Linked DNA regions of Homo sapiens: regions 1 and 2 are each linked to region 3. Evidence: read pairs that join two places in POLR2A ChIA-PET (ENCODE). Cell type or tissue: HepG2. All regions are shown on one strand. Region 1 overlaps LOC105374406 (a long non-coding RNA gene). Region 2 has its middle 43 kb from the start of RELL1. Region 3 overlaps RELL1 (RELT like 1).

What was found. ChIA-PET counts read pairs that join two places held together with the same protein. Peaks named below come from ENCODE experiments on the same cell type or tissue, not always from the same donor. Only the 100,000 strongest peaks of a DNase experiment are listed, where the experiment ranks them.
Region 1: POLR2A ChIA-PET joins it to region 3 with 5 read pairs; 2 of 35 experiments call an interaction of 5 or more read pairs at or near these places.
Region 2: POLR2A ChIA-PET joins it to region 3 with 5 read pairs; 2 of 35 experiments call an interaction of 5 or more read pairs at or near these places.

The regions. Positions count from the first base shown.
Region 1 is chr4:37,761,335-37,765,334 of GRCh38, reverse strand. LOC105374406 (a long non-coding RNA gene) reads right to left here. Exons shown (of 3, transcript XR_001741505.2): 2 at 2,809-2,931; 3 at 1,510-2,567. Among named protein-coding and RNA genes, the nearest start is that of PGM2, 63 kb to the left of the region's middle. In HepG2, no CTCF peak of the experiment used is centred here; no DNase peak of the experiment used is centred here.
Region 2 is chr4:37,727,744-37,731,743 of GRCh38, reverse strand. No RefSeq gene overlaps it. Among named protein-coding and RNA genes, the nearest start is that of RELL1, 43 kb to the right of the region's middle. In HepG2, no CTCF peak of the experiment used is centred here; DNase peaks (open chromatin) are centred at 2,413 and 3,483; H3K4me3 peaks cover 725 bases.
Region 3 is chr4:37,646,340-37,650,339 of GRCh38, reverse strand. It overlaps RELL1 (RELT like 1), which reads left to right. Exons shown (of 7, transcript NM_001085400.2): 2 at 840-1,064; 3 at 2,901-2,972. Among named protein-coding and RNA genes, the nearest start is that of RELL1, 38 kb to the left of the region's middle. RefSeq lists a cis regulatory region at 1,988-2,001 and an enhancer at 1,923-2,067. In HepG2, no CTCF peak of the experiment used is centred here; a DNase peak (open chromatin) is centred at 2,039.

The sequences.
Region 1 (4,000 bases), 110 kb before region 3:
TTCCCCCTTCATCCTAGTAAACACCGTATTCTTCTGAGAAATCCACTCCAATGTTTTTCTTGTAGTGGTTGGATCAAAATGTCTACAGTCAAAAAAAGACTATTTTTACCTTAAGACTTAATTCAGTAGCTCTCTGCAACAGTTTTCTCTATCTATTAGAGTTGACAATAAATGTTCATTGTGGTAGAAGTTGCCAACTAAGAGAATGTCAATAATTGTAACTGCTGATTGTTATTAGCTGTAAATGGATCTGGCAAAATGAGCTCATTATCCATAAGAAATGGCATACATGTTGATTGCACACAAAAAGTGTAATGTGCATACAAGACAAAGCATAGAAATCACAATTTTTTTTTTTTTTTTTTTTTTTTTTTTTGAGACGGAGTCTCGCTCTGTCGCCCAGGTCGGACTGCAGACTGCAGTGGCGCAATCTCGGCTCACTGCAAGCTCCGCTTCCCGGGTTCACGCCATTCTCCTGCCTCAGCCTCCCGAGTAGCTGGGACTACAGGCGCCCGCCACCGCGCCCGGCTAATTTTTTGTATTTTTAGTAGAGACGGGGTTTCACCCTGTTAGCCAGGATGGTCTCGATCTCCTGACCTCATGATCCACCCGCCTCGGCCTCCCAAAGTGCTGGGACTACAGGCGTGAGCCACCGCGCCCGGCCAGAAATCACATTTAATCAAGTCTTTATTTTACCATCTGCTTAATTTTTCTCTTAAAAACCTCTGACACATAAACATTTGTGATGGGGGTAGTAGGTGATGCTGCTGTCTGTATTTCTTAGAACACCTGGAGGCCAGAGTTCCTACCCTAATTTCTCAGTGTCACACTAGCAGTTGCATGACACAGAGGTGGACCCATCACCCCCCTCTGCAGCTGGCACTCCTACCCAGGCACAATGTGACTCAGTGTGACCCTGTTCAGGTTGGAGCTATCTTTGGAGACACTGTCCCAGAAACAAATAAAACAATATAGGATGCTACATTGTCCTAGATGTATGAGGAAATTTGTATTCACTAACACATTGCTTATACATTTATTCATTTATTCAGCAAATGTTGATTGTCTACTCGCTCTGTTTTACTCAGTGTATTTGTCAGGATAAAGGTTAGACAGCTATAAGAAAGAAATTTAAAAATGCAGTGGCTTAAGAAAGAAAGAAGCCTTTGCTCTTTCCAATCACAGTCCAGGAAGTCCACGTTGGCAGAGCACCTTGGCTACACCTGTTCATTCAGGATCCTGTTGCCTCTCTATCGCATAGAGTATGTCTTTGCAATGCTTGTGTTTTGTGTAAGTGTTTAAAGGCCGCCTCACTACTCCTTTCCACATAAGAGGATCTGTATTCTCCAACACACTTTGAGAGTGTTTACACTTCGAAAGTGTTTACATTTGGACAGTGTTTACACTTCACTTTGACAAATCAGAAACATGTTAACTTAAGAAATGTCATTAAAATGTTCCCATGAAATTTATTTTTGAATATGTTGTCTTTTAGAAAAGTTTTTAGGCTGGGTGCAGTGGCTCATGACTGTAATCCTAGCACTTTGGGAGACCAAGGTGGGTGGATCACCTGAGCTCAGGAGTTCGAGACCAGCCTGGGCAACATGGCAAAACCCTGTCTCTACAAAAAATACAAAAATTAGCCAGGCAGGGTGGCATGCACCTGTAGTCCCACCTACTCTGGAGGCTGAGGTAGGAGGATCACTTGAGCCTGGGAGGCAGAGGTTGCAGTGAGCTGAGATCACATCAGTGCACTCCAACCTGGGTGACAGAGTGAGATCCTGAGATCCTGTGATCCTGTCTCAAAAAAAAAAAAAAAGAAACAAAGAAAAGTTTTTTTAATGTTTATACTCAAAAAGCAAGCAGTGTAAACAAGTTGTCTGCATTGGAAAGAAAGCCTGTGGAGGCACCAATGTGTATCTAAGCTAATACTGTAACCCCCAGTTCTGCTTGCTGCTGTAACCCCCAGTTCTCTAAGGAAAGGTTTTGCATAGAAGTCCAGACTGCTCTGCTCTACTGTTACTGAGCACGGAGCATTGATCTCATAAATCTTTTTGAAGAATGCTGACCTGGCTTTTACAGTTTTTGACATGCAGTATGGGGGAGAGTCCAACCTCCTTCTATGGACAAGAGAAAATAATCTTGCTAGCTGAGGTCATAGACACACTGCCTGGGGTCAGCAGCAAAGGAGGCAGAGAAAGACTGACCAGCCAGATCTCTCCCGCTATCGTCTCTCTCCCTACTTGCCTTGTTAGAGGAAGTCAATGTTGCATTAACGGTGTGTGTGTGTGTGTGTGATCAGAAGCTTTTTTGATAAGCCTATGCTTTGACATCCTAAACCTCAGAGTTTGACCTTAGGAAGGGGTTCCCAATACTTAGAATAAACCAGCCCTCTTCTGTATGCTCAAAACTACATCAAAAGCTTCCAGAAAGTGGAAAAGCAATTTCTTTTGAACAAAAGAGTTGGATGTGGCACACTCACCCTGTATTAATGAGAATGTGGTCACATGGCCATACCAAGCTGCAAGGGATGCTGGGAAATGTAGTTTCTGGCTGGCAGTCCTGTGCTTAAGTGAAACATGAGAGAAAGTAAGAAAAGATTGTGGTAGAGTAATTCCTCACTATGAGGTGGATTTTCAGTGCTCCACAGGAGTTCATTCTCATTTTCTCCCACCCTTTTCCAGAGATGTATTATATTTTAAAAGTTTCATTAAGCACAGTGAGACAACTCAACAGAGTAGAATCTCATGCCTTTCCCCCACTCCCCAACCCTCGCTCCCTGAAAGAGAGGATTGCCCCATCACTTACAGGGCAAGTGCAATCTTGCCATTCACTTCTTTCTTCCTTAGAGCACTGATTCATTGTTGCCATGAATTAAACATTGTTGCCATGCATTTCAAACACTCAGGTTCGCCCCAGGGGCTGCATATCCTACAAATGTTGAAAATGAACCCACCATCACGTGATTAGACATCAGGATACCATTAATTCTGCCACACATGTGACAAATCCTACCCAGCCCCAGACACCTCTATGCCAAACCAGGAGGGAACTATCTCAAGGTAATAATTAGACATACATCCTTCCCTGCTGTGATCAGGGCTTTGTGCTTGATGCTTTATGGACATTTTCTTTCATCTCTGAAGCTGTGTTTTCAGGCAGTTTCCTGGGATCACCTCCCAAATAAACTACTTGAAGCAACTCTTTGTATTTGACTTTACTTGAGAAGGAACCCAAATTATGATAGTCAGCTTAGATTAATCAAGATTTACTCCCCACTTCCACTTCCTAGAGCCAGGAAGAAATCTGTGTAACATGTGGGTGCCCAATATTACAGAACATTAGGGCTCTGATAGCAAGGAATAAGGGGAATGATTATGGGATAGGCACCTAGCAGTTCCCTCCAGTGTTTTTAGCAAACTCTATCTTTCTATATCCAAATGAATGGCTGGGCGCAGTGGCTCACACCTGTAATCCCAACACTTTGGGAGGCCAAGGAGGGCGGATCACCTGAGATCAGGAGTTCCAGCCTGGCAACATGGCAAAACCCTGTCTCTACTAGAAATGCAAAAATTAGCCAGGCCCGCACCTGTAATTCCAGCTACTTGAGAGGCTGAGGCAGGAGAATTGCTTTAACGCAGAAGGTGGAGGTTGCAGTGAGCTGAGATAGCGCCACTGCACTCCAGCCTGGGTGACAGAGTGAGAATCTGTCTCACAAACAAAACAAAAATTAATGAGTAGCTATCTGTCCCCACACTCTTGAACATGTATCTTACATTTTACAATTGTCTTGGGATTGCAATTGTCCTGTCTAGAAGGCTAAGGCTGCTAGAATGTCCACTTAGGTTTGCTCTGCTCAGGGTGAATTCAGAGAGCAGGCTCTGAATGGGCCCAGTACTCCCATTCATGTGGGGAGCCTTCTGTTTGGCAGCCCTGAGTGTCGTGTGACCAGACTAGGTGGCCCACTGGACCTGTTTAAGTCTGGATGTGGCAGGGTGAG
Region 2 (4,000 bases), 81 kb before region 3:
TGATCAAATTTCTCCAGCTTTGGCTCTTGGGCACTCTTTCATTTGGCTCTTGTGTCCATTTGACTGTGAACACCCCCTAATTGTGTGTGTGTGTTTAACACTTTCTTAGTCTCTGGCACTACAAGATGCTCCAGGATCAATCTGTATATTTCCTGCCCCTGTCCTGGAATCAGCCATTTTTCCAAGGAGCCCTGAGTTCTTTGCTGGAGAATGATATTAGAAACCACAATCTGGTTACTAGCTGTGCTCATGGCTACTATGGTGTCATTACTTCTAGGCCCTTTCAGATGACAGATAAAGGATATATGTATATTAACCTGTATATACACACACATATATAAATATTCCTATATATAACCATCTGCTATAATTTGAATGTTTGTCCCCTCCAAAACTCACATTGAAATTTAATTGCCATTGTAACAGTATTAAGAGGTGAGACCTTTAAGAGGTGATTAGGCCACGAGGGCTCCACCATCATGAGTGGGATTGGTACCATTATAAGAGGGTGAATTCTACCCTTTCTTGCCCTTATTCTTTGCCCTCTCACCTTCCTCCGTGTGATGATGCAGCAAGAAGGCCCTTGCCAGATGCCAGCACCTTGATATTGGACTTCCTAGCCTCCAGAACTGTGAGTCGATAAATGTCTGTGCATTATAAATTTTCCAGCCTTAGGTATTCTGTTATAGCAGCATGAAACAAACTAAGACACCATCTATATCTATATTAAGTTAAACACAGTTTATACTTGATCTCTTGAACTCTGAACTATTAGCACATGGATGACTATAGCCTCCTCCAGTTGATTACCTGTAAATTCCCACTGTAACCATGAGAAATTATCCATTTCCTAAATTGTTTAATTTCAGCTTACATGTGTAGTGTATTGTTACATATATCTACACTGTTAACCTGTACCTATGGGAAAATAACTTTTTCAACTATAGTGCTTATGTACAGTTTCCTTTGCCCTTAGTGTTACAGATTCTGCTCACATCCAAAGTTACTTGTGTCAGGACTTTTCTCCCCAACCCCCTGCAGTGAAATTGTTTCACACTTTTGTAATATAATTAGGTGGTTCTGTTGCAATCTGCATTCCAACTGAGGATCCCCCATCCTCTTAAATGATTCTTTAAAAATTTGCATGCAGAATGTTTACTCTTTGTGCTGTAAAGTTCTATGTGTTTTGACAAATGCATATGGTCATGTATCTACCATAACAGTATTATACAGAATAATTTCACTGCCCTAGAAAACCTTGTGCTTCATTTCTTCAACCCTCTACTCCCAACTCTTAGAAACCACTGCTCTTTTTTTCATAGCTATAGCTTTGCCTTTCAAGTTACACATCTGGCCAGAAGGTACAAGGAGAGATGTGTCAAAATGCTAAATGTGGCCTCAAGATGGATAGAGAGAGACACAGTAAGTGCCACTGGAAGCTCAGGGATAGATGGATCACTGCTGTAGTAATCGTGTTTGTGTGCAAAACCAGAGTTGAACCCACTTATTCTTGGATAGTAATTTTATTCCTCATTGACTCAAAAAAATTTTATATTAAATACCTGCCACGTGCTAGGTACTAAGAAGACAATGAAGAAAAAGCCAGGGTTCTTGTTATTTTAGAACCAACACTTTAATTTATAAGTAGTGAGAAGAAGATCAAGAAAAGTATTTTGTTTTTTCACCTAATTAAAAATATACCCAACATTTCCCTGAAGCTTTATGACTTATTTTATGCTTAGGACCATGAGAGAAGTTAAGAAATGTCTTATAGAGATAATTATATATGAACAAGAACTCAAGATTGACATCTGTATTTAAAAAGCACTGACCTAGATACATCAGCCACTGTAAGGCTCAGCCCTGCCTTTGAAGCATCCTGACAGTTAGCCTTGGCCTACCTCTCCTGCCAGGCTATCCTGTATCCCCTTCCCATCTCCTGCTCTAATGACAACTCACCTGCCCCGAAGTCAAGCCACTACTGTGCAGAACACTTGTACAGTTCCAGAGCAATCCATGTCAGCTCTAGATCCCACCCAACCAGAGGAAAAACTCCCCTGAGATCAGTATCTCAACCTCAGAGCGCTCCTTACATCTTACAGTCACCCTTGTGCTGTTTTCCCAGTGCTGCTTGAAGGGATACCGGGGAAGAGGAACAGAAAGAAACTCAGCCTACTTCAGGGGAAACAAAGATTTTTGCCAGCAGTCAGCTGAGGGCCATTAACCCAAGCTGGCTTTCCAGTTCTTTATCTGCAAATTTCCATACCCCATTCTCCCTCTTGACCTCCTGACAGCAGAGTGTAGGTTGTGGGCCTGGCTGGGTAGCTAGAGTTTCACCACAAAGAGAAACTGTTTCACATTTCTTCACTGTGAGCATTCCATTGCCTGGAGCAAGAGGGCTCTCTCTTCAGCATTGTTTGTTCATGGATAAAGACCCCAGTGTGCAGCCCAGTCCACAGGGTCCAGTTTTTGAAAACTCTGCAATTACCGGTCCTTGCGGGGATTTGGCTGAGCTCCACAAAGGACAGCCCAGGTGGGACTAAAATAATGGGTACTTTGTTCAATCATTTGCTGAACATTTCCTTAGAGGAAGAGGTAAGGCTGGTGGATGTTACAGTGAAGCAGACGGACACCTCCCCCGCCTCTGCCCCTTCCCCACCTCCCCCAGCACAGTATCTCTTCAAGGCTCATAAGACATGCATCTGGGCCAGGTGTGGTGGCTCACGCCTGTAATCCCAGCACTTTGGGAGGCCAAGGTGGGTGGATCATCTGAGGTCAGGAGTTCGAAACCAGCTTGGCCAAGATGGTGAAACCCTGTCTCTACTAAAAATACAAAAATTAGCGGTGGGTGGTGGCAGGTGCCTGTAATCCCAGCTACTTGGGAGGCTGAGGCAGGAGAATTGCTTGAAGCCAGGAGGTGGAGGTTGCAGTGAGCCAAGATCGTGCCACTGTGCTCCATCCTGGGCGACAAGAGCAAAACTCTGTTTCAAAAAACACATGCATCCAAGTGTTGTTTTTCAAGTTGTTCCTTTCAAGTTGTTCTTTCCAGTGGAGTAGCAGTGGAGCCTAGAGGAGAAGAGCATGGATTCTGAAGTTTGGCTCTACCTTTTAACAACAGTGTGACCTTGACAAATTGTCACCCTTTTGTGCCTCAGTTTCGTCACCTATAAAATACAGACAATTCTAGCATCCTGTTGTAAGATTTGAGGAAGTGTTAAATAAATTTAGTCACGTGAAGGCTTTAGGACACAATTACTACATGTAGTTACTGGTACCTAGTAAGTGCTAAAAAATGTTTATGGTTATTATTATTTAGAATTTACTATGTAACAGGCTAAATGCTTTCCATTCATTATGGAATTCAATGATGACACAACTTTGTGAGGTAGAGACCATTATTACTACTAATTTACAGATGGACAAAGAGAGACTTTGAGAGGTTAAGCAACTTGCCCAAGGGCACAGGAAGTGGCAGAACCAGGCAGGTGATTTTAAAATCCTTGCCCTCAACTATTTTACACAAGTAGATGTCCTTGTTTTGTGGAAACTAAAACTCTTTGATGTGGGCATTTCTATTAGAAAGTGTCATTGTGAGGCTCTCACACAACCCCAACACAACTGTCATCTGAGTTAGATATGATTTTAAGACATCACTGATGTTTTAAAGCATTCTGATCTTGGTGAGGCTCAAATGTGAAAAATAAATATGTATGCACAGTTGATAAAATTGGTAAAATAGGATAGTGTAATATAACTTTTCCAGAGTACATTCTGTGAGTCTGGTGTGGAAGTTCTTTACACATTTTAATGTATTTAATCATCATAACACACTCAGGAGGTAAGAACTGTTATTATCTTTATCTTCTGTATGAGGAAACAGAGGCAAATGGAACAGAGGCAAAAGTTCAATGACTTGCTTAGGTCACAGAGCCAGCAGCAGGTTTAGAATCTGATCCTAACCTGTCTGGTTCCAAAGCCCATGCTCTTTGCCTCCATAACT
Region 3 (4,000 bases):
AACAAGTGCACTCACTTCCATTTTTATGTTTGCACCCCAGGCCAAGATCTTGATGCTATCCCTGACTTTTCCCTCTTCTTCATACTCTAGATCTGCTAGTTTACTAAATCCTCCTAGAATGTAAGCTGCATGAGGACAACAAATCTCCGCCTGTTTTGCTCAGTGTGATGAACCTGCATCACAAGTGCCTAGAATGGTGCCTGGCATGTGGGTGAATATTTGCTATGTTGCTTGCTAGTTTACACGTAATAATTTATTTCATCTTTATAACAATCCTAGAAGGGTGAGTAGGTAGTATTTGTATGCCCATTTCATAAGAAACCAAGGCATCAAGATGTTAAGTTCTTGTCCATTGTCACACAGCTGCTAAATGGTGGAGCTGGGAATTGAACTTGAGTGTTCTGAGGCCATGCTCTTAATCACTAAGAACTGTGCTATAATGTAATGTAGTGTTTATGTAATATTTGTAATGTTACATGTAGTGTTTATGTGTTCATTCTGTGTTTGTAATGTTACATGTAATGTTTATGTGTTTACTCTGTGCTGGACACTTCACGACAACCCTGTATACTCATTCCACAATGAAGAAGAAGCTGTCTTCAAAGGATGTTTTAAAAAATGACCCAGCATGGGACCTGGTTCATGAGTAGCAGAGTTAAACTCAGACTGTTTGAGCTCAAACCTGGGCTATCTTTTGCCTGTGCAGCTGGACCCACCAGTCTGCATGGCCTGTGGTTTCGGGAGCAGACCCTGACTTACTGTGAACATTACCTGAGAGTCATTAGGTTTTTCTTGCCCTGGACAGATATCTAATGCAGCATGCATGTTTCTTTCTGTAGACAATGGGAGCAGCCGCACATTGCACTCCAGAACAGAGACGACCCCGTCGCCCAGCAACGATACTGGGAATGGACACCCAGAATATATTGCATACGCGCTTGTCCCTGTGTTCTTTATCATGGGTCTCTTTGGCGTCCTCATTTGCCACCTGCTTAAGAAGAAAGGCTATCGTTGTACAACAGAAGCAGAGCAAGATATCGAAGAGGAAAAGGTTGAAAAGATAGGTAAATAACCAGGGCTCTTTTTATTGGGGGTGAGGAGACAGTTTTTAAATATGAAACCAGTGATATATGCTTTCCATCTCTCTGAGGCAGAATGATCCATTTTAGTGGCAGGTGGTGCAGTGTAGTGTAAGTGCAGATTGTGCAGTAATCACACCTAGTTTGAAAACTTGCTTTCATTACTGAATACCTGCCAGATAGGGCACCCTTTCTTGCCCTGTGGCCTTAGACAAGTTATTGTGTGCTCTGAATCTCTGCCATGTATAATTTCACTTAAATGTATTTTTAATTAATTTAATCTTATTCATTTGACATTTTAATTTAATTTCAATGAGGAAAATAATCCTTACCTTTTGGGGTTTCTGTGAAATTTAGAGGAAAGATGCATTTGGTATTTGGAATATATGACTACTCATTAAATATTAATCCTTACTATTATTATGGAATCAGATTCGAATAAGAGTGAAGGAAAAATTAAAATAGGTCTCCCCATGTTTGTGGTGTTACTTTTGCTGGGGGAGTTCTATCTTAAATATTTGTGATTGGAATTTATGTTTATTAAGTAAACGATCGTGTGCACAGTGCAGAAAAAAGTATGACAAGAGCTGGTGCCTTAGTACTAACTTCAGGCTGTCTCATCTGTTTCTCCTAATGTGGAGTCATAAGGTAGTGTTTAGAAAAACCGGGGAGACGAAATCCTGTTTTCGCCACTGATGTTTCTTTCCCATCATCTTTAGGGATGTTTCCTGACTTGGGCCTTGAGAGGTAGTAGGTGACTCCCCCTATTCCTTTCAGCCCTGCTAAGGGCAGTTTCTGCAGAAAGGTGACATTGGAGTAGGTCGCCCTTCAGGCAAAGCAGGGCTGGCTGAGGGGAGGTTCCTCGTTCCTTGCCAGCTTGCTGGACTGTTGGTTTTTCCCACCCCCACTGACCTTTGAGGCTGAGAAGGAACAGGATTGCATGATGAGTCATGTATGAGCCTGTGAGCAAACCAAAGCCAAGTGTTTGTCAACAGAAAGTGGAGCCTCCCCCTCTCCTCCTTCCCAGATGCTCTGTAGGTTGGCTTAGCAGCCAGCTTCTGAGCTGTCTAACCAAACATGCATGTTCACGTGGAGGAAAGCTGACCTTTGGATGGAGAAGGCATTGTCCAGGTAAATGAGTAGGACACTGCACACCTTGATGCATTCTCTGTGAACTAGGATGGAGCGTTTCAACCCTTCCTCGTTCTTATTGAAACAAATTTTGCAGATTGGTTTCAGAGTGGTTTGCTTTTTTTCCCAAAGACCGTCATGTATGCTCCTGGTACAGAGTCCCCAAAGTAAACTGAGTTTGTGGACACATAACCAAGCCCTGAATGTAGGTAATTTGAAAGTGTATTTCAGAGGATACAGCAGTCTGATGAACATGGAAGAATTATGATCCAATTTAAAAAGGAAATTAATATTGTAAATTGATATAGTAAGTCTGCAATTAAAATAAAATCCAAGGAGAATCTTTTTCTTTTTTAATGAGCTTTCTTCCCATTTCTCATAAGGCTTTAAGAAAATGATGAGAGAGAAATAATAATGAAGACTGGTACAAATGCATTTTCAAATTATTGTCTTGGAAAGTGAGTATTTGAACTTCAGAAGAGATAGATGGACAGCTTTGATACTTTCTCTTTATGCTTGTTATGCATTAGGAAGTTTGGGGCTGGAGGGAGAAAGCCTAGAATTGTAGCACCATGGGTGATCTCCTGAGGCTTCTGGAAACTGTTCAGTGAGGTCTTGGGTTCTAAGATTGATTGACTTGATGCTGGTGACCAATTGTAACCTGTTCTCCCCTCCTCTTTTCTCTTTCAGAATTGAATGACAGTGTGAATGAAAACAGTGACACTGTTGGGCAAATCGTCCACTACATCATGAAAAATGAAGGTGTGAACATTTTAGTGTTCCAAAACAATTCAGTATTCCTATCCTTTATTAAAAACCTGCTTCGAAGAGTCAAGATTTATATAGACTCTCTTACTGACTTCACCTAAGCTTTCTAACACCTCAGCTTCCAGCATTATTCAGCTACGCAAGTTTCACATGAGTGAGTTTTCTAAGCGTGAGTCGGTCTAAGCGTTGCAGAGACCCAGCCCTGGAGGCGCTGTCAGCTGGTGTTCAAATCCTGGCCTCACTGCTTACTGGTTGTGTGCAATTTGGGGAAACTATATTGCCTTGTTTCATGAGGTAGAGTTTCTTCCTGTAAAATGAGGATAATAATATTTACCTCAGCCTGGCACGGTGGCTCACATCTGTAATCCCAGCACTTTGGAAGGCTGAGGTGGGAGGATTACTTGAGGCCAGGAGTTCAAGACCAGCCTGGGCAAAATAGTGAGACCCCATCTCTTCAAAAAAAGTAAATAGCCAGGCATGGTGGCACATTCCTATGTTCCCAGCTACTTGGGAGGCTGACGTGGGAGGATCACTTGAGCTCAGGATTTCAAAGCTGCAGTGAGCTGTGATCACACCACTGCACTCCAGCATGGGTAACAGAGCGAGACTCTGTCAAAAAAAGAAATAATAAGAAACAATAATAATAATAATATTTACTTCACAGCATTGTTGGGACATAGCACACATAGAGTGCTCAGTATGGTAAGTACTCAAATATTGTCTGTTCCTTTTTCATGCGCTTAAAAAAATTGTGGTAAAATACACATAAAATTTAGTACTGTTACCATTTTAAAGTGCACCCTTCAGTGGGATTAAGCACATTCACAGTGTTGTACATGCATTTCCACTGTCTAGTTCCAGAACTTTACATCTTCCCAAGCTGAAGCTCTGGACACTTTAGGCAGCCACTCCCCATTCCCTCCTCCCCCGTCCACTGGCAGCTGCTGCTGTGCTTCTGTTTGTCTACTCTATGTCATCCTTTCTCCAGTGTTAACACTTTTACAAAGTTGAACTTTTATGAA